5 separate regions of the Mus musculus genome follow, and all the other regions are linked to region 3. Evidence: chromatin loops called from intact Hi-C (ENCODE). Cell type or tissue: left cerebral cortex. All regions are shown on one strand. Each heading gives the region's core, and the rest is flanking DNA. Links, peaks and the distances in the headings are about the cores only. Region 1 overlaps Pebp4 (phosphatidylethanolamine binding protein 4). Region 2 overlaps Pebp4 (phosphatidylethanolamine binding protein 4). Region 3 overlaps Pebp4 (phosphatidylethanolamine binding protein 4). Region 4 has its middle 3.1 kb from the start of Bin3. Region 5 overlaps Pebp4 (phosphatidylethanolamine binding protein 4).

Region 1 (5,960 bases), core at 498-5,497, 51 kb after region 3:
GAGACTCTAAATGAGTGACTGTCTGCATTAGGTGGTCTGTGGATGATTGTCTTAAGCTGATTGATGTGGGAAGACCTAGCCCATTGTGGGCAGCACCATTCCCTAGGCAGGAGATCCTGGAGCATAGAAGAGGGGAGAAATCAAGCTGAGTAAAAGCAAGCAAGTAAGCCAGTGAGCATGCAGGCATCCATTTCTCTTGGTTCTTCACAGCTAATGGGATGTGACTAGCTGTTTGAAGTTCCTTCCTGAACTTCTCCACAGTGATGGACTAGAATCTGGAATTGTAAGCTGAAATATCGTCCTTGCCTGAGATGTGGTATGGATGAATTAAGATGACTTCATATTCTGAAGCCCTAACCCACAATGGATTGGTATTTGGATGTAATCACTTTTTAGGAGGTGGTTAGAGGGCAAGATAGGGTACTAGTGGGGGAGATTAATATATTTATAAGAGACACATTAACGCATACTCTCCAACCTTCCCTCTTTATCAAGAGAGAGCTCCCTATAAATCAGGAAGTGAGCTTTCTCCAGACACTGAATCTGCATGTGACTTGCACTTGGATGTCTAGCCTACAGATCTATGAGAATAAATGTTTGTTTGAGCCACCCAGATGATGGAACTGTTGCTATAGAGGCCTAGTCAGACTCATGTGTAGAATAATTAGACCCTAGCTCGTGGCAATATTTTGGGAGGCCATTGAGCCTATGAGAAGTGGGGCCAGGCTAGCAGAAGGGTGGGTCTTTGACAGTCATATCCCTCCTTGGCTCGAACTTAATGCCTCTGCTTATTGATCTACCAAAATGTAAAGAGCCTCTGCCACATGCTGCCATCGCCATGAATGGAGCCTCTCTGCCCTGCCCTCCCCAACACAGTGGGCTGAAACTGTGAGCCAGAATAACTCTTCCTTCCCTGGGTCACTTCTACCAGGTCTTTTGGTCACAGTAGCACAAAATGATAGTACACAGCCCACGCTGACTAAGGCTGAGTCAATGCTGTCCCAATGTGGATTCGAACGTGAGACTCTCCCGTGCCCCTTCCTTTCGCCTGGTCACTTATACAGTCCTCTTCCCCAGGGAGAAGGAGGGATGGCAACATAATCCCGGGGCAGATTATGAGCATCTTTCAGTAGCCCTTAGGACAGTCGTGAGTCCTAGAAACACTGAAAGGGCAAAGCCCGTATTCATCCTGTCTTACTTTCTGGTGTTTTTGATGACCAGGAGAGACAGCTTCTGTTAGAGCTGGCCACTTCTCAAAGAGAACACACACGTTCTTCAAAGGCAAACCGACCTTGCTGAGGCTCACAACCTCAACCACCTCTCTTAGAAAGCTGAGCCACTCTCCCCGATGGAATCATTGTCCTGGTTGGTATTTGGTTCCTGTGATAAAAATCGGCTTGGGGAGGAAAGGACTTGTGCAGTTTACAGGTTAATGTCTATCCCTGAGGGGAGACAAGGCAGAGACTCAAGGCAGTAGTTGGAAGCTGAAAAGCATGGAGGAACATTGCTTATTGTTTTGTTCAGCTGCCTTTCTTCTGTAGCTCAGCTCCTCCTGCCAAAGGAGGACACCACCTACAGTGGGCTGGGCTCTCTTTTACCAGTTAGCAAGTAAGAAAATACCAGCACAGGAGCTCGCATGTCAATCTGATGGAGGCAACTCCTCCATTGAGATACCCTCTTCCCAGGTTGACTATGTTTGTTTCCAGTTTACAAACTATGACAAGCACGGCAGAGGGGTAGGTTTGCCAGCATCCACCAGAAATGTTTAAGCCAGTCCATCTTAACCCTGTCCGAATGCTTGCCTTGCTCTCCCCTATCTGGGAAAACTGTAATGGAGAGGGATCTCTCAAAATTTGAGTGGTGGAAACTTAATGGAGTTTGGAGGTGGGGCCTGTGGAGATAAGGAGGGTTAGACGAGATTGTGAGGGCAGGGCCTGTGTGGTGACATTAATGGATTTGTAAAAATAGTGTCATGGTGTGACATGCTCTTACCATGTTCTCAGCCTCCAGAATCATGAGCCAAAGAGATCTCTACCCTTCACAACTACTGAGACTGTGGTATTTGGTTATAGCAACAGCAAGTACGCCAAGACTTGATGTTTCTTCTGCCTTGTTCCCTCTGCCTCATGATCTGCCACCCGCTTCTTTGTGTGACCCTTCCTGGTATGTGGCTCTTTGTGTCTTGAGATAAAAGCTTGCTCCTCGGTCACACTCCTTTCTGTTTGCCTGTCTTGCCACTCTCAAGTAAAACCAACCTCGGGTCAATTTTTGAGCAGGGCTCTTGACTCATGTCTCGTGCCAACTGTCTATGAAGTCCACTGGAGACTGACAGCGATATGGGGCATGTGTTCCCATTTTCCAAGGACCATGGACATGGCTTGTTGTCTATAGCATTCCTTCAATGGAATCTGGGCTGACAGGGCCAGGTCAGGTTCATGGTCAAGTTCAGTGTGTGTGTGTGTGTGTGTGTGTGTGTCTGTCTGTCTGTCTGTCTGTCTGTGTACACAACTATGGAATCCAGAGGTCAATGATGAATCATTGTCTGTTTTCTGAGACAAGGTCTCACATTGATCTTGGAGTTCACCAGTTGACTAGACTGTCTCCTTAGTGAGCCCTAGAGATTCTGTTTCCACCTTGATGCACCGGGATTATAGAGGTCACACCTTGCCATTTAAGTGGGCACTGGAGACGCAAATTCAAGTCCTTATGCTTGCTAGGCAGATGCTTTACACACTGAGCCTGTCCCCAGCCCCTAAAGAGCCCTGTTCTCCAAGATAATGCTTAATCCTGCCTGTGTCTGAATATCACCTGTGGTGACTTTCAGAGCGCCAGGGCTAGGCTCCACTTCCCTGGCAGAGGTTTGGATTAAAAACACCCAGGCATTGGCACTGAGTTGGCACCCTCCCAAGGGGGTTCTCATGCAGAGATAGGGACAAGAACCACAGCCCTAAAGTCTAGTTCCCTCAAAGTCCTCCCCAAGTCTCCCATCATAACCACTCAGGTTCCTTTCCTCCCATTCAGGGCACTTTGCTTGGGGCAGGGCGGGGGTCAGGGTGAAAGGGGCTTGTGTCTTCTTCATAAGGAAGTACGCCTCCCATGGACTCAGCTGTGGTCCTTGGGAGAGGACTTGAGCACCCATGGAACAGCTGAAGTACAAACACAAGTCGCCCTGGCTCCCACAGAGCCCGAGTCCCACGGCTCGTGATGATGATGGGTGGAACACAAATTTAGCCTGCAGTGGGTAGAGGCTTGAGCCGCCCCCACAGAGTTCTGCATGGGAAATCTAGCTAAGAACCTCCTTCCTGGGAGGCTGCAGTGAGCAGCTGATCTTCACTGGGAGGTGAGCCTAACAGGATACCAGCTGGGCACTGCCCTGAAGCCCAAAGCCTTTCCATACCAGGACTGGTTCCTAGTCCATTGGACCCTTTCTTTGCCCAGCGCTGAGGAAGGAGTATCCATGATGGGTGAACGGGGAAGACTCCACCCAGGATCCGGGACTCCCATCATGCGTTGTGGATTAATTGTTTCTCTTGTGGCAGTGACCAAATACAAGCAAGTGAATAGGTCTGTCATAGCTCAAGGTCTGGGAGGATGTGGTCCATCCTGGTAGAGGAGAGTGAGGTGGAGGCAGAGAGCTATGAAAACCACTGCTCAGTTCATTTTCTCCTTTTTATTCTGTCCAGGACCCCAGCCCATGGAATGGGGACACCCATGTCTGAGGTGGGTCTCCTTCAGTTAAACCTTTCTGAGAACACCCTCATAGACCTGCCCTGAAGTGGGTTCCTAATAGCAATTCTAAATCCCATCAAGTCGGTAAGGAATAGTAACCATCACACTTTGACATGTTGGGAAGAGGTGCTGTGCGTGTTAGTGACCTTCGATGTCAACATGACCAGGTAAATCCCGGATAGAATCAACTGGTGGGAGGAAAGAGTCATGTTGGCTCATGGCTTCTGAGGCAAGGTGACATTCACCATGAAGGCACGTGAAATTCACGGCAGCAGGAACCTGTAGTAAAGCCTCCTTACCGGAGACAGATAAAACGGGCTGGAACTGAGGGCCAGGCTCTAACCTTCAAAGGTGAACCCCTTATGGACTGTCAACCAGACCCCACCCACCTAGAGATGCTCACACTCCAACAACAGTGCTACCAGCTAGGATCAAATGCAGAAAGCATGAGCCTGAGGGATCCACTTCAGATCCAAACCATCACACTGTGGGTCAGCTGTCCCTCTCCCTCCCTTTCTCTGTTCCAGAGGCAGGGGGATGAAATATTAGGTTTCCTAGGACCTGTTGTAATGAAGTAAGGTATCATGTGGTCAAGATGCCAAAGGAAGTCTCTGGGGAGGAGGTCTTTCCCCAGGCAAAAGGCAAAGTTACTAAGAGAAGATCCTTGGTGCCTCTCATTCCTTTGCCCATCCTCCTTCCTTCTGGGATGTAGCTGTGATGTGTGTGGGCAACCATCTTGTAACCAAGAGGGGACAAACACAAAGGAGAAGTTCCTTGTACTACAGTGAAAAGCAAAAAGGCGCGAGGAGCTTGAATCTGTTTAAGGTGGCCAGTCCCTAGAGCTGTGTGGTTCTTAGCCTTCTTAATGCTGGGACCCTTTAATAACAGTTCCTCATGTTGTGCTGACCCTCAACCATAAAATTATCTCGTTGCTGCTCCATGGCTGTAATTTTGCTACTGTTATGACTAGTAATGTAGATATCCTATATGCAGAATATCTGCCATGTGGCCCCTGTGAAAAGGTCATTCAAGCCTCGGTGGGAGTCACCACCCACAGGTTGAGAAATGTTGCCCTAGACTCTTAGTATGAAATGAACCCTTCAGCTTGGGTTTCAGGGATTTACACATGCCTAGTGACATAGATGCCGACCTCCCATGCTTGTTTAGGCAAGTAGGGGCTAGAGGCTGTCTGTCCGAAAGCCATGCTGATGGGTGGCGGCTCTCTGAGTCAGTGCCAGGGGACCTGGCTTCTAACCCTGGTTTTTCATCAAAATGAAGGCCATTTACCCTCTCTGGGGTGTGTTCTACTACTTTGAAAACCGGTCACAGTGTCTGCTTCCCAACACACGATTGCTTTTGATGTAGAGTGAGTTATAGGCATAAGATACATATATGCAGTGTTTAGGGGGCCAGGCTAGGTTCTCATGAACAAGTGTCACAGTGCCTGATCTCGGAGGTTCCTAGAACATTGGTTATCTTGATGTAACTTTCTCTAAGTGTCTGGTTCTCAAAGCTCAAGTGTGGGAACACAGAGTTGTGGCATCCTACATACATCTTCCTCTTTTCTCTCTCCACATCTCTAGAAGAACTGAGTTCTCTCAGAATGGATGGACTGTAGAATCCTGGAGTGCTGGAATGACAAGGGCCGTGTGTCTCCACTGGGAACCTATCAAGGACTGTCTAGCATCTTCTACAGCTTCTGGGTCTTGGGTGCCCCTCAATGGTCTAGGAATGTGACTTTCTTGAGTTCCTCTCAGATCCTTATAAATAGCCATGTCTCACAGAGCCAATAAAAGCTTTCTGGAAACATAGACGTTCTTCAAGCATGATTGTAGAATGAGCCCCATCCTTCTCACACACAGTAGCCTCAGACTCTCAGAGGCAACACATTCTCCAGCTACCTTCTGTTCAAGCACAACTTGCTAGTGTCTCTGACGGCTCTGTGGTATAGCTGATACTTGCTGTGGTGCTTTGAATAGATATAGCCCCCATAGACTCATGTGTTTGAAGGCTTGGCCCATAGGGAGTGGCACTATTAGGAGGCCTTGTTTGAGGAAGTGTGTCACTGTGGGGGCAGGCTTCGAGGTCTCCTATGCTCAAGCTACATCCAGTATGGCACACAGTCTCCTTCGGCTGCATGCAGATCAAGAGGTAGAATTCTCAGTTCTGCCTCTAGTTACATATCTGCTTCCCGCCATGATGATAATGATCTGAAACTGTAAGCAAGCTCC
Region 2 (5,960 bases), core at 377-5,376, 89 kb after region 3:
CAGATGACGAGAGAAAACTATCCACAGGACAAGAAGGCCTGAAATCTCCAGGCAGGATGCTGCCGTCGTGACTGGAAAAACAAAGAGGATCATCACTCGGCACCCCTGACATCCGGAAATGGAGCTGTGGCATGGAGGTGCCCTGTGTCCTTGTGCCCTTCTTTCTGGGCATTTTAAGGAGCTGACACCCAAGTCTGCTGTCTGTACAGCCTTCTTCAATAAGGATCTATACTGAGTACTCAAAGAACAGCTCTGAATTTGGGGTTTGCAGGTAGGGACCCTGATAACCAGTAAGGTTATTTCCTGGCAAGCTGCATTTCCACATCCACAGAATAGGCCATGAAGGCCGGCCAGGGTGCCCTGCTAGCTTCCTTTCCAAACTTGTGATCCATCCTACCATCCCACTCGGCACCCCTCTGCTCTCAGTGCAGGGAGGATTTCCTATCCCTTTGTTTATGCTCCTCTGATCAAACCACCATTCATTCAACAAGCATTCAGAAACTCACAAGACGTGCCTGGCCTCTGGTTGCCATGGCAGAGCCGGAAGGCAGGCGGGGCACCTACCTCCCTGGAACTCCAAGGCATCCAGCTCAGAAAGGAAAGGCAATTCCTTCCACCTGTGTGAGGAGGCCTGCCTGAGGTCCTAGGGAAATGCCTGCCTGATAGCAGGCCACAGGGTAAAGGGGGCTGTGCCACCAGCAGCCCTGGCTAAGTGACTGTCAGAGAGAGGGTTCTCGAAACACTTGTCTTCTCTGTGGCTTCTCTCCGGGATGCCTGCCCTGCGTAGTTATCATCTGCCTACATTACTGCAGGAGCCTCTTAACCTACCAATAACATCCTCCTGACAGCCACCACCATGATTATCAAACCCACTTCAGCTAGCCCATGCCAGCCCACCCAGGCTGATGTCCTTGCCCCCCATCTCCACACAAAGCACATTTTCAGCAGCAGCGACTCCTTTTGTGTAAGGACTGACCTCGTGCCCTCTGCCTCTGCCTCCTGCTTAACACTCTTCCTCTCAAAGACAGCCTGGACTCGGGTGGGCGGGCCTCATCTCCTCCAGGAAGCCAAATGGGATTATGAGCAGACCATAAACATCACTGAACCCCCAGCGAGGGACTGCAGATGGAGTGGAGATGATCAGTTTCTGGGCTCATCTGTCCTAGGAGTTTGATTGGTCTTTGAGCATATGTACTGCCCAGCCTGTGAATGTAACTCAAGACCTAAAGGCTGAAGCCACAAAAGGTGTAGGAAACTTAAGGTTTTTCTGGGTGAATGCCTGGATCACATCTCCAAACCCTAACCCCGTGCCTCAGTTTCCCCTGCTACAACATAGCTGGGGAGGGTGAAGTACCTGCTCAAGTTCTGTCACTGGGAGGAAGCACTCCCATTCATTAGCATTTGCGAAGGGCTCTGAGTGCTGCAGATGGAGACTGCTCCTAGCAGGCAGCCTGGTGGGACTAAAAATAGAGTCGTGTGGCACCTTCTAACCCAGAGCTGGGGAGGGGTGGGAGGGGTGAAGGAAGGGTAGTCAGAGGAGGAGGTGGCTGGCCCAAGGTCCCGAGGGGCAATGCATACTGGTCATCCACCTGGAGATACTGTGTGTCCTTTCCTGAGCACCAGGCTCCTGCACTGACCCCAGACACCTGTCTTCTCTTTGGGAAAGCCAGAGGCAGGTGTCCTGCCTGGGGGTGGGGGTGGGGGGAGGGGGGTTGGGGTGGGGACAAGGGACAGAGAAAAAGACTGTAGCCCACAGGAGTTAGAGACTCTCGGCCTTTGCAGCACTTGGGATGGAAGGTTAGGGGAGTCAGGGAAGAGCTGGCCCTGGGAGGTGGAAAGGCGGTTGAGGGTAGCCCGTCCATCGGGCTAGATAGCCAAGAGGTAGCTTGTGAGTCCAGCAGGCTTCGGGGACGTGGGTGGAGAGCTGGCCGCAGCTAGGGCAGAACCTTAGGAGAGGGCCAGGGCCCACATTCTCTTGTGACTCAGGTCTGAGTCAATGCCATTTCTGAAACAGACTAGGGGGCGGGGTGGGGAGGGTGGAAGGTGTTTTTGCAAAATGACAAAGCAACTTGCTTAGGGCAGCCAGGCAAGAGGCACAAGCAGCTGGGAGGAGAATCACCTCAGGTCCTCTCACAGGGAAGGCTGGGGTGACTGGTTGCCAAGGGACCTGGGCTCTCCACACACACCGTCAAGGGCAGGGTGGGGAGAAGAGATGCGCTGTCCCCAGAACAGATTGGTGAGCACCTCCATCTCCACCACTGAGCTGAGAGGATGGCGCCTCCCTGGAAAACTAAAAGGCAGCCACTGGAGAGCCTCGCCCCCTTCTGATCCCCTTCACAGCCACCAGGAGGGGATTCCTCGGCTTACTAAGAGTGTGGTGCCCTCCCTGCCTCCCACCGGTGTAATGCTGGGAGAAGCCCAGGAGGGGATACTGCCAGTGCAAACAGGCAGCTGAGGACTCGGTTCCAACCATGCCCCTCCTGCCAGCCTGCAGGGCAAGCAGAGATGACAGGAGACGCAACTCTCCCCACCAACCAGGTGGGCAAAAGGACACACCCTTCGGGACAAAAGGGGCAAAAGTGGAGGTGCCCTGAAGACCCGCACGCTCGCTGTGGGAGTGCAGTCCGGCCACTACGAGGTCCTGGGTGGGCGTAAAGAGTCTCTGTGCAGGAGCAACAGAGGCACCTAGCTGGTTAGGATGCCTAGGGAGTATAGGCCATGGTGATGCCTGTCACCCAATAGGGTACCTGCCTGGAGTCCCCTGAATAAGACCACTTGAGCATGTCCAGGACGTCTTGCTTGTCTCAAGGTCCCCCGCTGAATGACCAAAGGAAGGGCAATGTCAGCACACCTGATTACTACTGTCCCCCACTCAGCAAGCCATGGGGCAAATAAACACATCTCCTACCATCAGATCTTGGGTTCCTTTCTCTGGGCATTGTTGGCTGGGGGCATTATGCTACCCTAGGGGATGGCTGTTTGTAAACCTAGGAAGATGCTTAGGGTGGTAAATATGGAAGTGGGTATCACTGAATGCAGGAACTGCACCATGCAACCAGAAAGGAAAAACAAAATTAAATTATAAAGGCTTGGTGACAATCACATATTCTAAACGCAGAAACACCTACAGCCACTGTTCAGGTCTCTGGATTGCATGTTTAAACCCAGCTAGACTCCAGCACTCAGCCACAACTAACCACTGTGATAACCAGCCTCTTTTGTGCTTAACCACATAGCCTGACATGAGCCCCCTAGCCTCCCCTCTCCCCAGAAAGGGATAAATACAGCCTACTGTCAATTAAAATACACATAATAAACAGGAAGGAGGAACAAGACTAGGAGAATATTTGTCCAAATAATGGGTGATTTTTTTTTAGTTTTTTTTTTATAAGCAACATATTTTCCATAAGGAATATGAAGCTTCTAAGGAGGAAACCAGTGCCACCAGTGTACAGTTGTACAGTGTACAGTGTACAGGAGTGGGGAGCTGGGAGAAGTCATATAGAGGAGAAGGAGCTTCGAGTACTCCTTTGTGGGTGGGACAAGAAATGGCAGGGAAATCGGGAAACCAGCCTGCTGGGAGGGAGAAAAGCAAGGAAGAAAGTGGAAAGAAGAGTAGAGGCCTTTCTAAGGAAGCCCCGGTAGAAGACTCCTAATCCCTGATATTTTCCTGCAACCTGCCATGCCTAGAATTCCCTTAGGGACCCTAGAGAGTGGTCCAGAGGTGGACTGATATTCCTGATATTATTATGTGATAAATCACTTTTTTTCCTCTGTCTTTGGAGGTGGGAAAAGCTGGGTGTGGGACATTAGAAGCCACCCGCCATCAACATATTTGGGTCAGAAGGTGCCAAGTGCTGGGTGGAAATCAAGGCAGATGGAATGGGCTGTTCTGGATGCATTTTCATTAATCTGGTCCTATTTCATAACTCAGTTTTACTCTCTCAGATCGGAGCCTGCAGAGACATTCCATCAATAACCCCCACTTGGCCATTCTGGCCCATCTCTCTGAGGTCCCCTCAGCACACGAGGTCTAATATCAGCCTTGGCTTATTAAAGCACTAGATTTTCAGGTGGTGGATGGCAGGTCTTGTCCCTTACACCTACCCCAGGCTTGTCAAACTGCCCTGGTCCCCCTTTCCCTGACTAGGAGCCTGGGACAAAGGCCAACTCATTGTTCTTCCCCCCTCCTGGTCCAGCACCCCTCACCCCAAGCTTCCCTGGCTCCTCCCACTCCCGCCCCAGAGTTGCAGCTTGGAGTGCAAGGAAAACAGCCTCGCTGCTCCAGGCTGGAAATAGAGGGGCCTTTGCTCACGTCATTGCATGAAATCCACCATCTGCCACTTAGTAAAGAGAGTCAGGGACGTTTAATGTGAAAACTCTCGCTCGGGCAGTTGGCTGTATTCCAGGGTGAGGACACAGCTGGTATGTTAGACCAGGGACCCAGGCTACTGAAGTTAGGAATTCACCTAATACTGGGCTCGTGGGTAGCAGAGCCACAGTCATAGATCACTTCTCTTTACACAGCTCCTTTTTGCACTCATAGACCACAGGCAGCAGGGCCTGGGCCAGCATTGTACTGCCTAAGGGCCAGGGACTCATCAGATTGGCCCAGGAGGTGGGTGGGTACCCCTGCCTCTGCTCCCCCTGAGCCTTCCCCCTCTTCATTACCTGCCTGCCTTCGAGGTGAAGAGGCAAGCAGACTGGTTGTGATGATCTAAAACTCCAAAGTGTCTATTTCTTTGCCACTAGGGAAAGGAAACACACCAGTTGTTCTCCTTCTCTGTCTTTTTAGTATTGAACAGTCATGGTTGGAGCTAGGGGTGGGGGGAAGGAGAGAAAAGGGGGTGCCGTCCTCTATCTGATCCTCTTGAATATGTTTTTTGGGTTTTTTTGTTTTTGTTTTTGTTGTTTTTTTTGTTGTTGTTGTTTTTTTAGCAGCTTGGATGGCTTTGCCTGCCTTAAACCTCAAGAGAGTCTGGAAGGAGCTGCTGTCTGCTGGGTGTGGCTGTTTTATGGGTTGATTTCCTAGAGTCTCTACACTTCCCCTGAAAGTCGCCACAAAGGCTGGGCCAGGAGGAACAGGAGTTGTAATCTTTTTACGCTCCAAAGCAACCAGCTGTGTCTTGTACAGACAACTCCGGGCTCCAAGCCCAGCTACCTGATGTCTCAAGGAAAGTGCTTGTCATTGTGAGCAGAGTGGGTCTCAAGTGTGGCGTCTCATCTGCACTGGGCCTGTCTCAGTCCCTCTGATCCTACACACACACACACACACACACACACACACACACACGGGTCATCCTTGTGTAATCATATCAGCCTCCTGAGACCAAAAACACACCAGTCATTCTCCTGGTACGATCTCTCTAACTTCTCTGCCCTTGGGTTTCCTTTGACCTCTTTGCTTATATTGCATGCCTCATTAGCTTGATGAAGTCTACCCTGCCATCATAGTTAGATGGAGAAAGTCTCCTTGGGGGAAGCTCTGAATGAAGTCCTGCGTAAGTGTGTGCTATTGGTGTGGGCACGGTCGTGTCAAGGACTTAGTTACTGTTCTCTGGCTGTGAAGAAACACCATGACCAAGACAACTCTTGTCTAACTCAGGGCTTAGCCACGTTGTGTAAGTCTGTGATGGTCACGGAGTGAAGCAGACAGGCCTGGTACTGGAACATGGCTGAGAGCCTTATATCCTGATCCACAGGTAGCAGACTAAGAGGAGAGAGAGAAAGAGACAGAGACAGGGAGACTGGAGTGGGCTTTTGAAACCTCCTTTAAGGCCACATCTTTTAATCCTTTTCAAACAGTTTAGCACCTGGGGACAAAGTACTCAAATATATAAGCCTATGGGGGCCATTCCCTCCAAAAGCCCCTCAGGGTGAGACTTAAAGGGATGGAAAAGCCTTTCTCTGGTATGTGGGTAAATACTGATAGTGTATGTAGAAAATGTCCACCATAGCTG
Region 3 (5,960 bases), core at 481-5,480:
GAGCGAGGATGTCACAGTGCTCTTCAGAGCCCCCTAGGCAGCTGTCTACTCACTGACACACTCCGGTTTGGCGCTCGGGCCTGTGCCAGGCTAAGCCTGAGCCAGGGAGGGAAGAAAGAGGCCCACGGGGACAAGACAGAGAGATAGGAAACCCTCTGTAGGCACCTAGGCTGCAAAGCCAGCTGAGACTGTTGGTCTGAATGGCGAGGTCCCATGAGGCCTGCTGGTGACAGGGTCCCGTTCTGGAACTTCTGTTAGGGAGGAGCATCCCTCATCTGTTTGTCCCTACTAAGATGCTCAGTTGTGTTTCTGGGCTGGGCATCCCTGAGGCTGCCCAGAGGAGCTCAGCCTCTCTGGAGCCTGTCATCTTTTATCTTCTGATGGCCTGCTTTGTGCCCCTAGACCTCTGCCTTGGCTCATGGAAACAGACCACTATCACTTCCCTCTACAGGTCTGCTAGGGGCCCTTGTCCTTCTGAGCCTTCTCATCTTTTCTCTGCTTTCCTTCCTGATCCCGGTGACTCTTTCTGTCTCTGTATGCCACTTCCTTCCTGCATTCTGGGAGAGACTTCACAAGGCGGGGAGCAATGTGGGGGCTGTAGCACCACCCTGGGGTGGTGACCAAGGTTCAATCCACTCTGTATTGTTAGCCACGCAATGTGCTTTGTTTTGTCTCCTCAGCCTCAGTTTCCCACCTGTACCATCAGAGACTGGCTCCAAGGGCTGGCTACTCAAAAGGAATTTTCTAGCTTTGGAAGCAGTCCATGTCTGTCTCTCCTCCTCCCACCTGGTCTCATATACCAAGTAGCCTGAATATCTGGGCAGCATCCGTCAGTGACTCTGGGGGCCTCAAGAGCTTTGGTTATGGGGGTCCCGAGGTTGGTAGTCAGAAGGCTGCCACTGGGGTCTGTCTATTGGGGAGAAGCTCCTGGGTGGTCTCTGTTGGGTGGGCCCCCAGCTGTAGCAGCCCAGGCAAGAAGCAGCTTTGCCAACCAATCCCTCCTTTACAACCATGCTGGGAGGGACTTACAAGGGCCTGTGGGTGGTGTTCACGTATGGGGGGGGGGATTTCTTTTTAAGAGACAAGGTGGGTGGAATGGGGGAAGCCAGCTGGCTGTGGGCTCTATTTCTACTGACAAGGCTTTACCCTGTAGGTGTGAGGAATTCCAATTAAATATGCAGCCTATTTGTCTGTGTGTGGGAGAGGGTTTGCTGGAGGGAGGGGGATGGAGGCAGCGTCTCTGCGGCATACCAGCAAACCAGAAATTAGCTCCGTTCATCACAGGCACACGGGGCTTCCCTCAACCCTCCTGTGCACTCGCAGGAGTCGCAAGAAGGAGACAGACAGAGGAAGCTAGAGAGAGGTTGGGGAGGCGGGTTCCCGGCTGGAAGGGCTTCCGGAATTTCTGAGTGGGCAGGAAGGATTGCCCGATTCCTTGGCTCTTGGGGGTTTTTCCGGATGCTGGCAGTAGAGTTCCACTGGGGCATCTGTCCCAGCTAGGATGGCCAGGGTGGTCTGCGCTCACTCCTGGGATGGTCTCTGATATATGTGGAGGAGACATATACTGCAGACATGGCAGCTCCCTCTAGCCTAGGCAAGCTACCCCCTCCCCTTTCTATTCTGCAAAGGCATGTGGGGAGCCTCAGGTGGGACAGTGATTTCTCTGTAAAGTAAACCCTAAGATGCTGGTTTTGAGGGTCATGCAGAGGCACTTTGGGGTTACACAGGTCCCCAGAAACTGTTGTGAGCTGTTTTCCCCCCGTTCCTCGGTTCTCTTATTACTCATAGAAGAAATGGAGCAAATAGAAATAGCTTGTAGACGACAAAGCCCAATCTATGCTGACCCAGAAAAGAGTCTGTCTTCTGATAGTAAGATCATGTGGCTCTGGGGAGGTTTGAGTGAGGGCCCACATGTGAGACATTTGATGGTCAGTGAGCATGGCCACGGGGATGGTTGGCCAACCTGACGATTGTCTTCTTAGTCTCAAAACGCTGGTCATCTATTCAGACTGCTACCCCACCATCTTACATCCATCTCCCCTGGTCAGTCCCCTGCACTTCAGGTTGCTTATCTCTCCATTTGTTCCACCACCATCACCTCAAATTCACTCTGCTAAAGGATTAACCCCCCCCCCCCCCCGCCGCCGATAACCCGGCCACTTTGGAAGCAAAGCAGCTCCCCTGGTACAGAAGGGGGTGGGGGAGAAAGAGACTGTCAGATGGGTATTTTTCTGATCGAGATACACAAGATGTTAGTTGAGTCATCCCGCGATAGCAAGCGCCTCCTCTTCCGAGCAGCCCCAGTGTGAAGCCTGCTGAATATGGAGGGGGTTGGTAAGTGGCTTCATGCCTGCCTGAAGGGTGGCACGTGGGCACGACTAGGATAGCTGGTAACGGGTAACAGGAAAGCAAGCCTGGTGGCGCAATGGGATGAATGTCGGGCAGAACGGGGAATAGCACCACTGAGGTCCGGTATAGCAAAAGAAGGCTACAGAGGAAGCCATTGTGCAGATTAGCAGGCTGGGCCAGAGGCACCAGTGGGCAGCTGAGAAGGAAGTCTGGTACTTACAGTCATCCAAGGAGGAATACAAATGACAGCCTCTGGCCTATTCTCTGTTTGCTCTCGTCTTTCTATTTCATCCCTGCTGCATCCTTCTTTTACTCCACCATTCTCTTCATACCCTATTCTATAGCACCCCCACATTTATAAGGTAGGAAAAGAGGGGTGAAGCTGCCTCAGAGGAAGACAAGACCATCTCTGAAGATGCCCTGCCAGGGTTCTAAGTTCAATGCCCACAAAGACAAGGAGCCTGGGTCACACAGAGGAGGGGGACCTGTACTAGGCACTGCATCCTCTTTGTCCCTTGATCCTCACTTGATAGGAACGTGAAGTATGGGTAGTGGCTTAGAGGAGAGGGCTAAAGTAGAGGCAGGAGAACAAGTAGACGTGGAGGGGACCAGAGGAGGTCAAGAGCAGATAAATTGGAGAGGGTGAGAGAGGTCTACTTTGAGAATATTAAATTGGTAACATTGGCTTATATGATTAAGAAGAGAGACAGACCTTCCTCAAATCAGATGTTTGTGGGATATGTTGGGGAGACAGCACTGGGCTGTATCCAGACACAGGCCAAGGACCCTCAGAACTCAGCTGCAGTCCTCATCCATGGTTGTGAGGGACACTCTGTGGGCTGTGAGACGGAGGGACAGTGCTGTGACACTTCCTACTCTCCTTTTCCAGAGCACCTGTGACATGTGATGCTGTGTGTTCTATGGATCTCACAGATGACATCAACACCTCCCCTAGGAACTTAGTGACGAAGGAAAGCATCTCTGGGAGGAACACACACCTCCTCATCACTTTTTGCTGCCCAAGACATGAGCTGAACGGTCCCTGCCCTTTGTTTTAAGGGAGGAAGGATTTCTTTTGGCTCATACTTAAGAGGGTACAGCCCCATTGAGGCAGGGAGGGCCTGTCGGTGGTAGGAGTCGATGGGGTGGGGTTTTTACATCTTGGCAGATCAGGAAAGCAGAGAGCTCTGGTTGTAAGTGGGACTAGGCTAGGCCTAAAGCAATCTGCACCCAGGGGCCATCTATACCATCCACATTTCCTACCCTAAAGGTTCCACAGCCCCCACCCCCCAAACAAGTGTTCAAACAGGAGCTGGTGATAGATATAATATCCCTCCTGACCCTCCGAGCTAGACAGATGAGCCGTCCAGAGTTGGGAGTGTTTTCCTAAACTCCGCCTCAGACGTGATAGGAGTCGGGCAGCGGACGTTCCTGCCTCTCAGGAGCACTTTGTCAGAGGGAAAGCCCTCTCTTAGTCGGGATGGTTGGAGACTAGCTGGGCTGGCTGAATGATTTCAGGAAGGACTACCATACTGGGTAGGTGGGAGTGGATCCCTTAAGCCACAGGTAAGGTTTGTGCTGGCTTGGGGCAGTGGTGGGTGGGTGGTGATGATGAGGATTGCTTGAGACAGAGAGGATGGACAGGGAGGAGGCTGGCTGTCCAGCCCCAAGACCCCGAGGGAGGGTCACATCGTGAGGAAGATGGGCAGGCATCTGCTGGGTCTACATTGGACAGGGTCTCCCTGTAACAGCCCGGAGACATCTGCGAAGCTCATCCTTTGTCTCCACCGTGTCCAGCCATGCTGTCCCCCACCCCCGGGTTCCTACTACACTGCTGCTACAACATGCCTGTCACCCCAGAGTCAGGGCACAAGGAAAATATGAATGTCAGAGGTGCTTGGAGCCCCCGGCCTCCCTCCCCCCCTCCCTCCCTCCCTCTTGAGCGAGAGGAGAGAACCCGACCATGAGGTATTTTCCACGCACTAGGGATAACCTTGTAGGAGGAAGAGAGAATCCAATTAGACATGCAAGGCTGGGAGCTGTGTGGTGAGTGGGCCAAGCTTGCTTCTCGCTTTCTGGCTGGCCTTCGGTGGGATGTGACAGCTCGACTCCATCATGGCTCCCCTCATGTTCCATTTTCCTCACTTGTGTTCTGATCGACACCCCATCTAACTCAGCGTAGGGCAGTTCCCCACAAGTGCAGCCCTGAGTCAGCGGCGCCTCAGATGGCACGGCCACACTGTTCCCTTCTCTTTAGCTGCCTCTAAATTTGGGTAGGGTGCTGCTTCCTGCTCCCCTGGGAGGTGGGTACCCACCCTTCCCTTCTTCGTTTCTCCTGAGCAGAACCGAACACTGCGGCAGCAAGCACCCATTTTATCCTGCTCTACTAGGGCGTGGCACAAACAGTGACAAGTGACAAGAGTTCCTTCCAGAACCTTCATTGCTTAACTTTTCCTAGCAGCCAGATGAGGTACTTTCTGAGCCTAGATCTCCCTGCCTTCAAGGCATCCATGCTATCCTCATCAGGGGACATCTATGGGTGGACACTTGAGCATATTGGTAGAAAGTGGCTTATTGTGACCCTGTCACACCCTTGTCCTTCTCAAGCCTTCAGCTGCTGTTCCCTTCCCTTTAAGCATCCCAGGAGGAGAAGAGGCTGTTGGTGGAGGCAGGCCTGGGGCTACCCTTTCTACTGAGGTGGATGGGCATGACTGGGAATGGCCCATCCTCCCATCCCTTGGCCCCCTGGGTAGAAGGTTCTGGAAGTATCCTTTGGTTGTATGCTGAGTATCCAGGCCATTTTCAAGTCTTTTGATATTTTACCCTTCTCTTCCAGCCCTGCTGTGTCCATTCGAAGGGGACATTTTTAGGGAAGGTGAGCTCCTTGGTCAACCTTGGCACCCCCCACACCCCCACTCCCCAGTCAGAGCCTGCCACTTCCCAGGCACTGATTCCTCATTACAGGCTGTCCTTAGAGGTGCGAGGAACTCCAATTAAGCATTCAGCCAGTCTGCCTGTGTGGGGGCCTGAGTTGTGGGGGAGGCTCCTTGTGCTGGTGAGGTGACTAATTCTCACAACGCCAATTATGAGCCTCTAGGGAGGAGGTGTGGGAAGGTGAGGTGGGGTGTGTGTGGGGGGAGGCGTGGAGGTGGGAGGGGGGATTTCCTCACCCAGTTAACTGCTGCTGGGCAAAGGGTGCCTTTGATGGTGGCCAGAGGAGAGTGTGTGCTGGCCTCAGAAATCAGAGCCACAGGGACACCGTCCCCTCACAGAAAGGACCATACCCTGTGTGGGGTCCAAGACACCTCATGTTTGATTTCCCTTAATGCTTTCTAAGGAGCAGGCATGCCTCCTTCTTGCAACTCCAAGGTGGCCTCAATTTACTAAACAAACAAACAAACAAATAGATCTGAACTATAGAGAAGTAAGTGACATATCAAAAGTCACTTAGGTAAGAAGTGACAGGCTGGATGAATGTGTAACTTTGTGTGAGTTTCAATGGTGTCACAGCAGGTGAGGGACAGAAACCCTGAGGGTCTCAACAGAAGACCTGAGTCAGAGGTCACAAGTGCCTCCTGTCCCCCATTCTACGGAGAGACTAGACCCTCAGG
Region 4 (5,960 bases), core at 511-5,510, 97 kb before region 3:
GTTTGAGGCGGACTTTCTTTGCGGGACGTGGTTGCGCTCCGGCCCTGCTTTTAAGGCTCTGTGCGTAGAACCCATCACGGGCTGCAGTTTCTGTCTGATATGGGGTTTCTAACTCGGAGACACAAGCGGCGACAGGGGAAGGAGCTAGAGGAGACACAGTAGACGGGAAGCTTGCGCTTTGCTCTACACACTTTCGTATTGAAAATGTTGCATGTCTCACCTACATCACCTGGGTCCCCTCCCCCCTCTTCAAGAAGGTTCGGGGTTCGAATGGAAACAGAGTTAAGTGCTTTTCAGGGTGGACTAGTCTGTGAAGCTATTCAATGAGGGAAGATTCAGAAAGCCCGGTGTGATGACAGACAGGTATCTGCAATCCCCGAATTCTGGAGGTTGAGGCAGGGAGAGGTCATGAGTTCGAGGCTAATGTTGACAACATGGCCCATCTGGGCTTCACAATCAATCCAGTCTTAAGAGAAAACAATACACCAAAGCCTAGCAAACAAAACAACAACAACAGGAGTAGAAGGCCTCGGCAATGTTAGGAAAAATCCTAACAAGTTGCTGGACAGGCTGTTAGGGGCCCCTGGAGCTGTGCATGGGGTTTTAGAAGAATAAGATCTAAGCAAACAGCTTGCATTGGGCCTCAGAATTCAGAGCCCCAGTGTACCACAAACTACCTAGAGTTATACGCTGAACCGAGTTTCTCTGCCCAAGTTCCTGCTTTAGAAGCCAGAAACTCAAGCAGAGAGAACCGTTCCAATCCTCTCTCCTGACCTCTCTAGGACTTCGCTTTCTTCAAATGTACCTGGAGGGTTGTAGGCACAGCCAGGGGAGCAGCTAAGTCCCTATGACCTAGAGCAGAGGTATATACAACGTGTCCCAAATTCCCAGGGCCCAGGGGCTCAGAGGAGGAGGAACAAGGGATGGCTTTTAGTTTTAAAAAGGCTTTCCAATAGGAGGTGGCTCCCTCAAGACATGTCACAGACCATCACCATGCTATTTCTTCAGGAAATAAGTAAGCAGGAGCAAAGGAGTGGTCTTGAAGAGAATAGAAGACCCAGAATCCTTGACAAACAGCTGAGGCAGAGAGCATGGGTTGGGAGAGTCTTGCAGCTTTGTATGGGGTGAGATGAATGGAAACACTGTGTGATTGTGAGTCTCTTGGTGTTCCAGCACTTGTGGATGGCTCTGCCCCATTTCCCCCTGCCCCATACTCAGCCTCCCTCAGACATCGTCTGTGGTGAGCAATATTTTCAAAAGTTCTAGCCTAGGACTGTGTATATCGAGAGAAGTCTGTTTGGGGGCTGTTGGTTGGAGTAGCTGACACATTTTGCAGGACAAGAATGGATGAGATCTGGACCAAGGGAAGAACTCAGGGCTCTAGTCCCATCTTTGGCAGCATGATCAATTTCACAAAAATCATGTCCCTTCTCTGGGCCTTGACTCCTCATCTATCAGAAGTGGGGATGGATAATACTGCTGATGAATCCCCTCTCAGTCAATTTCCAAGTGCACTGTTATATTAGTTCTCAACCTCCCTAGAGCTTCAACCCTTTAATATAGTTCCTCACGTTTTGGTGACCCCCAACCATAAAATTATCTTTGTTGCTATTTCAAAACTGTAATTTTGCTACTGTTATGAATTGTAATGTGAATGTCTGATGTGCAGGACCTGTAAACGGGTCATGACCCATCATAGCTTGAGAACCACTGATCTAGAGGCTCTTGGGAAATGGGACAGAGAAGAAAGACCTTGGAACAGAGAGGCAAGCCCAGAGAAACGAGCAGGTCTGAGCAATTGTTGATGTCTGAGGGTGAAGCTAAATCTGAATCTTCAGGGAGAGCTGAGGCCTAACTGGGGCTGTTTGTTTATTGCCCACCTCAGACTTTAACATAATCAGCAGGGTCTTCTAGGATACTGGGGAGAATGCTGGCTTCCTAGGGTTTGCCTGGGAAGTGTCTGGAGGTCTCTGAGGTTAACATAGCCTTCCTTCCTTTCAGCAAGTAGGGCCTTAGGTTTAGGGTTGTGTATACCTTGAAGCTTCTCTCTGTGAACTTCCCTGTGAGGTAGCATGCACACATCTAGCATACATGGTCTGCAGGACTGGAAGCTATATCTTGCCTTTCTATAACCAAAGGGCAGTACAATGCAGGCTGATCATGCCTCTTTGGGGATGGAAAGGAACAGGGTCAGTTTAGAAGTAGAGGCTGGGAGTTGGAAGGGCTTCAGGTAGAGGTGATGCTCCCGACTGCAAGCCTAGTTAGTAATCATTGCTTCTTCCCCAGATGGCAGATGGCAGGGGTCTATTTGATGAACAAAGCTATTGAAGAACTGATCTACTGTTCCCCTGACCTCTTCCCCAGAGTCTTTAACTCAGAAACTTATGCACAAATGCTCCCCATGGGGCCTTGTCTCAGAATATGTTACATCTTGCTTTGTCCCAGGCTTTCCCATATGAAGTTTAGGGCTGGCTAACTCTTTCAGGAAGCCCTGAGAGGCTCCTGAAATAGACCAAGATCCAGACTTTCAATGTTCTCCATGGATTCCTCGTCTTGCTTCACCATGCTTTTCACTTGCTTAGAAGGGTACCACTAAATCAGGGTTCCCTGAGAATTCAAGAGCCAAGGGCATGGAATGGCAAGCAAAGGTGGCAGAAGACAAAGGTGTCAGAGTAAAAATTTATGGAGGATGGGAGGCCCACATTGACTACTTAAAAGTCAGAGTGAAGGGTCATATCTGAAACCAGGCTGACAAACAACAATATGGACTAGGAATACCCACTAGGCCTTGACTCTGCTTCCAAGGGGTTGAGAGCTACTACTTTCTTCCAATGGGCTTTATCTTCCTTGACCACAATGTAAAGACTCCAGTCTAAATCAGGTTTGACAAATGAGTGTCACACCATATGCCAATTTTGATTGTTTATTATTAGCTGCCTTGAATACTATATTGAGGATTCTGGAGACTCACTCTGTGAGTCTGGTGAAGACATACAGTGATGGATTAGTAATGTCTGCTATGAATGAGCAAAGGGGTTAAGATGGTATGTGTGCTGTCTTATTTTGTTATTTTGACAAATAGTTAATAATCAACTATGCAAGCCATGCCATATATTATTCTAGGTGACCAATATATAACAATGCTGTGAGGTAGGTGATGCTGTCACTGTTGTCATCTTACAGGTATGAAGCACAGCCATGGAGTGATGAAGGAGAATTCCAACCTGGGCATCCTAGCTCTTTTTCTGCTTCTTTAACCACTTGAGCATATCACCTCTCCTTAATGAGTTCCAAAGTTCTTACCACCTCTGACTGTCTTTAGCTCTGTCAAGGTACAGTGGGCTCCCAGACTTGCATTTGGAGCCAGAAGGAGTGTCAGTACTGAAGGGCGAGCCCATTACCAAAGCCCCTAACCAAGAGCACTTTAATATGCTTCCTGCCCTTTGGCAAGCTGGCACCAGCAGATGGCAGCACCTGGTAGGGTGAGAGCAAAGGGCACCTCCTGACTCAGCCTGGAAGACCTTCAGGGAGCCCATAATCCAGATGTCAAGGGAAGCCAGGGCAAACAAGGGTGCAGAGGAAGTTTAGCCAGGGTATCAAGGAGTAGGGCTTCAGACTTTAGATCTGCAGGAAGCCCCCCCTCCTCCAGCCAATGCTTTGATTCCACCCAGCAGTGGGAGCCTCTCAGCTTGCATTTCATGGTGCTTTGCTGTGGGCTCCCCCCCCCCTTCCTCCACTCTGGAAGAATGACTAAGTTTAAGGACTAAAAAAAAAGTGTTTTGATTACACTGCCTTTTCACCAACTGGGAGCATTAGTCACCCCGGATTGCTGCAGATAACGGGGAAGGCGAGCAGCGTCCCCCTCCTCCCCCTCCTTCTCTCCAATTAGCTCACAGGCCCAGGGAAGAGATGAGTGAGTGAGTGAGAGAGAGGAAAGAGAGAGGGAGGGGGGAGGGGGAGGGGAGGAGAGAGAGAGACAGAGAGAGAGAGAGAGAGAGAGAGAGAGAGAGAGAGAGAGAGATCAGGAGCAAAACAATCGCTTCTGGATGATCCCCAGGCACTGGGGTGAGAGGTGCCAGATGAAAGCAGGGGAGACCCCTGAGGTAGGGCTCAACCCACAGCTGTAGGTTCTCACTGTACACAGCTATCTCAAGGGTATTAAGCCATGGCCAGCTGGCCCTGAGAGGCCTACTTCCCCAGGTAGGTCCAGTGTATACTGGGAATGGAAGCTGGAGGTAAACCAATAAAGACAGGACTTCTGAGGTGGGGACCCTGGTGGGAATGCTGTTAAGGTGACACACAGTAAGACTAACTGTTCCTGGATGGGGCTCTGAGGCCTTCATCCAGAGCTGGAATTTGCTGTTGGAAGAGGCAGCACTCACACACTATTCTCTGGACCAGCAGCAACCCCCCACCCCCACCCCCCAAGAGCAGTATCTACTGTGTTTGGCTGATTTTACCTGAACTTTTTTCTGCTCCTGCCTTGTTGCTGAGAAGCTATAGGGCTAGGACATTCTCCTGCTCTGGCCTATTGGTCCAGGGGAGCAGCTTTGGGCCTTGTGGTAAGGGCTGACTTTGGGAATCCTGGCCTCTTGGCGTAGATTTGTAGCCCATCCCTCCCATTCGGAAAGAAGTGGCTTTGAGTGGCCTTTCACATAGTAGGGCCATGGACACTTGTGTGAAGAATTTTAAACACTTGGCTACACACCATTTTAAATGCTAAAAATACTGGAAAAGGCAGAAACAGGGCGTTTATTCAACTTCCCCCAGGAGCAGGGTTTCGGTTACACAGTCATTGCAAAGACGGATTCGGTTTTGGACGGTTAACATCCACAAGCGTTAGGTATCCTCTGGCCTCCAGAACTTACAAGGCACTGCTTTGGAATGAATAGGGTTGAAAGAGACAGAAGCAGGTTTTCTTAGAACAGTTATTCTCAACCTTTCTAAAGCTGTGACCATTTTATATAGTTCCTCATGTTCCAGTGACCACCACCGCGCCCCCAAGCCATAAAATTATCTTTGCTGCTACTTTATAACTGTAGTTTTGCTACTGTTATGTTTATTACTATTATATTATGTAAATATCTGATATGTAAGATACCTGATATGTGACCCCTGTGAAAGGGTTGTTTGACCTGCAGGGGTCACGACCTACAGGTGGAGAACCACTGTGTTACCAGGCAGTGTCTAGGAATCTCTCCTGGTTTTGCTTTTCCGAGTGTCTTTAGTCTGGTATATGAAAGCTTTGCACCCTTGCTGAGCCTTCTACAGTTCCCAATAACCATAATTACCATTGGGGAGTCTTGGTAGCAGCAGGCAACCAAGTCATTCTCTATATATTAGATAATATACCATGCATAGTGGTTCAGCAATGCGTTTCTTCTATTCCCTTTTTATAAAGATGGGGGAAACTGAGATTAAATTGATTATCTAAGGCTATAGACTTGACCATGAGGACATGCACTGACTAAATTACCTTGGGTTACAAAAGAAATAGCCAATGGCATTGATGGAAGATTCCCTCTCAAACACTGAGCCTTGCTAGTGTCCTGATGAAGGTGGGCTGACAAGGTAAAGTCCCTCTTGCTTGGTGGCTGTACCTCCCATTGGCCAGCTTGAAGATGGAGTTCCCTGATATCAGAAGACAGCTCATGTTTTGAGCTGATAATGGTGGAATGAATTAGTTCTTAGACTTTTGTCCCTGACTAGGGCCCCGTTCCCCCTCAGATGAAGCCATTGGATGTTCTAGGTGAGCCAAAGGCGTGTAGATTTCCTAGGGAATCCTTGCAGTTTCCCCCCGCCCCCAGTAGCAAGCTGATCAGGGTGTGGGCAGGACTGGCCTAACTTGACCTTGCTCCAGGCCTGGCTGCCCCATGTCTGCCTGCTATTGCTGTGGACGAGACAGCCCCCAGACACTGGCAGGACAGGTGGCAATTATCCCCGGACACTGATTACACCAC
Region 5 (5,960 bases), core at 361-5,360, 99 kb after region 3:
GGGGACATCAGTCACTTCAAGAGCACTTGCTTAGCATATTTGAGTCCCCAGCCCCCAACACACCTGAGTGCAGAAGCCAACCTCCAAGAACATGCCATTGACACAGAGGTGGAGAAAAGAAAGGGAAAACAGACAGGCCTTTTAGGTTTGTTTTTTCAGTGCCTGGAAAAATGAGGAAGGAAAAAATGATTCTTTCCATTACTGCATGCTGTAGTTTAGCTGTGGCCAGTCCCCCAAAGGATTTGTGTGCTGGAGGTTATGTTCCCAGTGTGGTGATGTGAAAGGTGGCAGAGCTTAGTGGGAGGTGGGGAGGTCACTGGGGACATTGCCCTCAGAAGCCATTAATGCTGGCTTTTGAATGGCTCCCTTGAGAGGGGGCTGTTAGTAAAAAGAGCAAAGCTGGGCCTGAGAAGATGGGTCAATAGGTGAAAAGGCATTCTGTGAAAACCTGATGGCCTGAGTTTGGGTCCCTAGAACCTGCCCCCCAACACACACACACACACACACACACACACACACACACACACACACAAAGCCGAAATAGATAAAATATTTGTATTCCTGGAGCACCACTACGGGGAGTTGGGAGATGAAGATGGGAGTATCAGTTATCAGAGGCTCAGGTCAGAAGACTCCTGCCTTAAACCAACACCTGAAGATAACATGCCCATCCCCAATACACACATACACACACACAAACCAACAAACACACACACCACACACACACAAACATATGTGCACACACATGCACATGTACATACACTTATACACTTATGCTTGTGAGCACACATATGCACATTCATACACATGCCTACTCACACAGATATACACATGCACATTCTCACACACAAACATATGTATATATACATGTACATGTACATATACTTCACACATACACTCACACACACATGCTTGTGAGCACATGTATGTGCATTCATACACATGCCCACTCACATAGACTTATACACAGATAAGCACATTCATACATACACATGCACACACACAAACACATGAGTACACACATGTGCATGTACATACATACACTTTACACATATACTCACACACACATGCTTGTGAGCACACATATGCATATTCATACACATGCCTACTCATACACACTTATACACAGATACACACACACACACACACACACACACACACACACACACACACACATGCAGGAGCAAATATGGTCCTTCCCCAGTCTGTGGCTCTTTATCCCATGTGATTCCAACATGAGCCAGCTTGCCATTTGCAATGCCTTCGTCACAATTAAGCAGAAGTTGGTCCATGCCCTTGAACCTCCATAATTGTGAGCTAAGTAAACCTCTTTTCTTTATAAACTAAACAGCCTTGGGCACTTTGCTTTAGCCACAAAAAAAAAAAAAAACAGTGAAATGAAATGAGTGGAAAGCACTGCCCTTGTTGGCAATTTTCTCTACACCTTCTTTGGTTTCCCACCTGAGATTGTTTCTAAGCCTCAGTTCCCAACTTCTGAGTTTGTTTGTTTGTTTGCGTGTACATTTGTTTCTAGATTAGGGAAAATTAGACACAGAAAAGAAAGCCTGGCTATAGGTAAAGTTGAAAAGCGGCTTGAACTGAGCAAGTTCTCCCTTTAAAACCCCCTATTCCTGGTAAGGGCCCACAGAGAAAGAACCAGGAGTCTCCGGAAGCTGGCTGGTACTTCCATTGTTCACCTTAAAGCCATCAGTCTTAAGTGACTTTTTTTTCCCTTCTCCTTTCTCTTCACTGTCAGCCATGAAGGAAATGATGTCTTAGGAGACAACTTTACATTTTTTCAGTTCAAGTTAAGTTCACTAAGACAGCATTTAAAGTCACCCAGCTCACAGAAGCACAGATTAAATACACTGCTCTTAGCACCGCCGTGACCCACGTCACTCAGGCCTCGCTTTTATATGTGAGAAACAGATGCAGTTCCTGATTGATGTTCGTGTTCCTGTGTGGGGATGGTGATACTTGCAGCCTGAGGAAGGCATGTGTGGAGTGGGGAAGGTCTGCCCCAGGGAGAGACAAAGGGCTCGCCTAGTGTGCGAGCTCGTGATTCGCAGGCTCCCACCCCTTAGTGCTCCTCTGTTGCTTTGTCTTCTCCACGGGTGTCTGGTTACCACGCCTGTCCACTCGGGTCTAAGAAAATGAAGGTAGAAAGCCAAACTCAAAAAGAACTGTGGGTCTTGCTGTCTCCATCCCTTTAGCCAGCCGTGTGCTTGGAGCCATCCTGTGGTTGCGAACAGGAAGGAGTGTGGAGACTCCAGAAGCACACACAGTGTGCAGCTGGGGAGTGAAGAGCATTTCAGCAATAAAAATAAATAAGAAGGTCAGGAGAGTGCAGAGGGAAAGAGGGCAAAAGTCCCCCCTTATTTTTTAAGTACTGGGAAATTACTATTTCAATTACTATGAAAATGTATTTTATTAGAACATGGAAATTTATCATTGACACTCAAAAACCTGAAAAGCAATATCCAGCCCTATAATATGCTGGGGTCTCCACATAGCGAGAATGAGTTATTAAATCGCAAGACGAACACTTGCAGTTCCGTTAACTGTGGCTGTTAGAAAAGAAAGAGTTCTGAGCTGGCTGTGGATTCCCAAACCCTCGGCATCAAAGGCCTCTTGCCACCCCCCACCCCCACCCCCACCCTCACCCCACCCGTATCTTCATGGATCTGGAGCCTACAGCCCTTTCATGCTTTCCACCATATGAAAGTCATCATATGAAAATTCAGGTGTAAGAAAAAAAAGCCCAGCAAATTAAATGCAAACCAGAGAGGGTTTTATTATTATTATTATTATTTAAAAAAAAAAGCAGTTGCATATAGTTCAATTGTTGGAAGCGCAAGGACGTAAATGCAGCGCATTCTTATGTATAACAGCTTTTCCTTCCGCTCCCATGGCAGCCTCAATAACTCCGTACTTCTGTTCTGCATGAATAAATATGTATAAAACGTAATGCTGCAAAGAAATAAAATCCGATAACTGAAAGATACCATTTCTTAGATTCCGGGAGCGACACGAGGCACCCGCTTTCCTGATTCTTTAGTATTTATGTGAGGAGCCTTTGAAATGATAATGCAGAATTTATTATTTTTTTTTCGGAGGCAAGTCATTTCCAGCTGTTCTTCAGGGCTGTAGACCTTAGGCCGAGGGTCTGGTGGTCACCTACCTTGGCTCTTTGTAAAGGCTGGTGGCCGGCTGTCTGCTTCCCCATACAGGCCTTTTAGCCAGAGCTTCCAACATCCTTCCACTGCTTTGGGAACCAGCTTCCTTATTGAAATGATGGATGGTTCCTTGGAGTCAGCCTCAAGCAGACTTTTCTGAACTGGGTGTCATGAGATTTCAAGTGCCAGATGACAGACACTCTCCTGTGAGCAGGCTCGGGACCGGATTCCCCTGTTTCTCCCAGGAATCCTGACTTACATGAGGTACTGATTGTCAGTACAACCTAACTTTTTGTTGTTGGGTTGTTTGTTTGTTTGTTTGTTTGTCTGTCTGTCTTTAAGACAGGGTCTCAAAGCTGACCTCGAACTCCTGGAGATTCTCTTGTCTCAGCCTCCTGAAGTGCTGGGATTACAGGCACACACTGCCACACTTGGCCGTCAGCTGGGTTGTTTGTTTGGTTGTTGTTTTTGTTTTATAAAGGGGGATATTGTTTATAAATGTTGGCATTTTCTGTGTGTGGGCACACACTTGTGTGCACATGTTCATGTCATGACACGTGTGTGGAGGTCAGGGGACAGACTCGGGGGTCGTCAGTCCTCACCTTTTACCTTGTTTGAGACAGAGTCTTCCGAGCACTGCACACCGCACGCTAGCTTGCCCCTCAGGCTTCTAGGGATGTTCCTGTCCCCGTGTCCGCCGTCAGTAGGAATGATGGGCTTGTAGAGGCTCACACTGTGACATCCAGCCTTGAGTTAAGTTCTTAAGATGCAAACTCACGCCCTCACGGTTGTGCAGCAAGCGCTTTGCTTATTGAGCCATCTTCCCAGCCCACACTCTGCCACTTTCTGTCAATGATAAAATACTCAGAACCGGGCTGTGTCATCTCCGAGGGCAGACACTGGGAGTTACAGGAGGCTGGGTCTCTGACTCCATCACCCGAGGCCCTGGAAGGCCAACCCAGCCCATCCTTCCCGTTCCTCTCCCAGCGGCGTTCCCATTCACACAGTGCTGAAACCCAGCAGTTTGGAGTTATGCTTTGGAATCCATCCACGTCCCTAGACCGTCTCGCCTTTACATCATCTCTGTCCTCCGTGCGCCCGTTCTATCTAACCTGCGTCTCCAGGGTCTTGGAGGCTCAGACACCATCAGTTCTGCTTCATTATCTGTTCGGCTCTCGTTCCGCCTAGGTACACAACACCTTCCTGGCCATCTTGGCGAGCTTTCTGTGGGGCCGGACGGCATTAAGACTTTCTGTATTACAGGTTCTTGATGTTGTGGTGAATGAGCAGTATCCAGTGTCTACTGAAGCAAGAGCTGGATGAATGAACTATCGAGAACCAATGGTACCCACTATCTCTATCCCTCCTCTATTCATCCTTCAGGATGGTCCCTACTCCAGGAGAAGGCAGGTGTGAGAGTATCTGGGGACACTTGAGGTTCCTCCACTTTGACCTAGGTAACTGGGCCCTGTCTGTGCTCCAGCTCACAAGCAGGCTTCCCTCCGGATGATGTATGTATGTTTACAGTGCTTGGCTTGTGTGGCAAACAACCCTTGAAGCAGACAATAACAAGGAAGAAAACTGAGGAAGAATTTTTGGTTTGCAGGGAATCCTGTGGTGGCTGTTCCTGGTTGCCAGCTGGACTACACCTGGACTAAAGCTCCAACAGGGAAGGGCATACCTCTGAGAGTTTGCTTACTTTGAACTAGGAAGATCCACCTTTAATCCGGGCCATGCCTTCTGCCTGCAATCTGTATAAGTGATGTAAAAGAAGGAAGCTTTGCTCTCTGCCTACTTGGCTCTCTCCTCTTTAGCAAGTCCATTCCTTCGCTGGCATTAGAGCCCACTTCTTCCTTATCCCAGCATGTGCTGGAGGTCAGCAGAGACACCCGGCCTCAATGACTGAATAGCTCCTGGGTTCTTAGACCTTCCATTCATTAGCAGTCATTTTTGGATTCGCTGGGCAACAGTGTGTAAGTCATTCTAATAAATCCCCTTTAGATAGATAGATAGATAGATAGATAGATAGATAGATAGATAGATAGATATTTGTTCTATACATTCTCTTACTCTAGAGAACCCTGGATAATACAGATTCCATTAGCTTCTTTGAGTCAAACCAAAATTAGATTCTGTGAGAAAAAGAAGAAAATAAGCAAATTTATCTGGAAGTTATGGAACGGAAGATGGGGTGGGGGTTGACAGAACCTTTCCCTTTGACTCTGTGTGACCTTGAGCTTGTTAGGTGACATGCCTGGACCTTACCTGGTTGTGTTTAAAATGAGAATAATCATAGTGTCTCTTTAAGACCAGATAAGGATCTCAAAATAAATTCACACAGCCTGATTTCTGGAATAGGGATGCTCTCTACACCTGCTTAATATTGGAATTATGGTCTGGACCTCGGGGATCTATTCTGCCCCTATAAACTCATCAAGTAGATGTCATGTCCACTACCGCTTCCAAGCCAGCTTTCCTCATGAGGTAGAAACAGTCCCTAAATAGCCAGGCAGTGAGGAGACTCCCTGTACTCAGCCCTTTGGCCACAGGGCAGGAGGTTCCCTGACCATTCACCCTGAACTGACTATCCTTTCTTTCCTGTCCTTGGCCATCTGGATGAAGTCAGCTGGCTTGGAACAGGTTGCTGGTGCATAACTGGTGCGTAGTTCTTCTGTTATATCATTATGGATCAAACCCTCTACTTAGCTCGATGTGGAGAGACCCGTGCTTAGGGACACTCTGAGAAGGGGCTGTGCTGGAGTCGCTGCAGAAAGATCCCATCTC

What was found. Hi-C counts contacts between places; a loop is a spot of excess contacts. Peaks named below come from ENCODE experiments on the same cell type or tissue, not always from the same donor. Only the 100,000 strongest peaks of a DNase experiment are listed, where the experiment ranks them.
Region 1: it touches region 3 in a loop (4-fold over the local background); 4 of 42 quality-filtered maps call a loop at or near these places.
Region 2: a loop joins it to region 3, with 4 times the contacts of the local background. A loop is called at or near these places in 2 of 42 quality-filtered maps.
Region 4: a loop joins it to region 3, with 2.4 times the contacts of the local background. A loop is called at or near these places in 2 of 42 quality-filtered maps.
Region 5: it touches region 3 in a loop (2.6-fold over the local background); 2 of 42 quality-filtered maps call a loop at or near these places.

Annotation. Positions count from the first base shown.
Region 1 is chr14:69,946,528-69,952,487 of GRCm38, reverse strand. The region is part of intron 3 of Pebp4 (phosphatidylethanolamine binding protein 4); the gene reads right to left. Among named protein-coding and RNA genes, the nearest start is that of Gm41198, 46 kb to the left of the region's middle. In left cerebral cortex, for the core only: no CTCF peak of the experiment used is centred there; DNase peaks (open chromatin) are centred at 1,593 and 3,233; H3K27ac peaks cover 1,325 bases.
Region 2 is chr14:69,907,952-69,913,911 of GRCm38, reverse strand. The region is part of intron 3 of Pebp4 (phosphatidylethanolamine binding protein 4); the gene reads right to left. Among named protein-coding and RNA genes, the nearest start is that of Pebp4, 71 kb to the right of the region's middle. In left cerebral cortex, for the core only: a CTCF peak has its summit at 2,389; DNase peaks (open chromatin) are centred at 1,399, 2,008, 2,206, 4,317 and 1 more place.
Region 3 is chr14:69,997,176-70,003,135 of GRCm38, reverse strand. The region is part of intron 4 of Pebp4 (phosphatidylethanolamine binding protein 4); the gene reads right to left. Gm33524 (a long non-coding RNA gene) reads left to right here. Exons shown (of 4, transcript XR_383556.4): 4 at 3,239-3,927. Among named protein-coding and RNA genes, the nearest start is that of Gm41198, 4.8 kb to the right of the region's middle. In left cerebral cortex, for the core only: a CTCF peak has its summit at 2,442; DNase peaks (open chromatin) are centred at 2,359, 3,310, 4,481, 5,368 and 3 more places; H3K27ac peaks cover 2,608 bases.
Region 4 is chr14:70,094,062-70,100,021 of GRCm38, reverse strand. No RefSeq gene overlaps it. Among named protein-coding and RNA genes, the nearest start is that of Bin3, 3.1 kb to the left of the region's middle. In left cerebral cortex, for the core only: a CTCF peak has its summit at 3,467 (motif pointing right); DNase peaks (open chromatin) are centred at 3,513 and 3,764; H3K4me3 peaks cover 82 bases.
Region 5 is chr14:69,898,378-69,904,337 of GRCm38, reverse strand. The region is part of intron 3 of Pebp4 (phosphatidylethanolamine binding protein 4); the gene reads right to left. Among named protein-coding and RNA genes, the nearest start is that of Pebp4, 61 kb to the right of the region's middle. In left cerebral cortex, for the core only: a CTCF peak has its summit at 2,243 (motif pointing left); no DNase peak of the experiment used is centred there.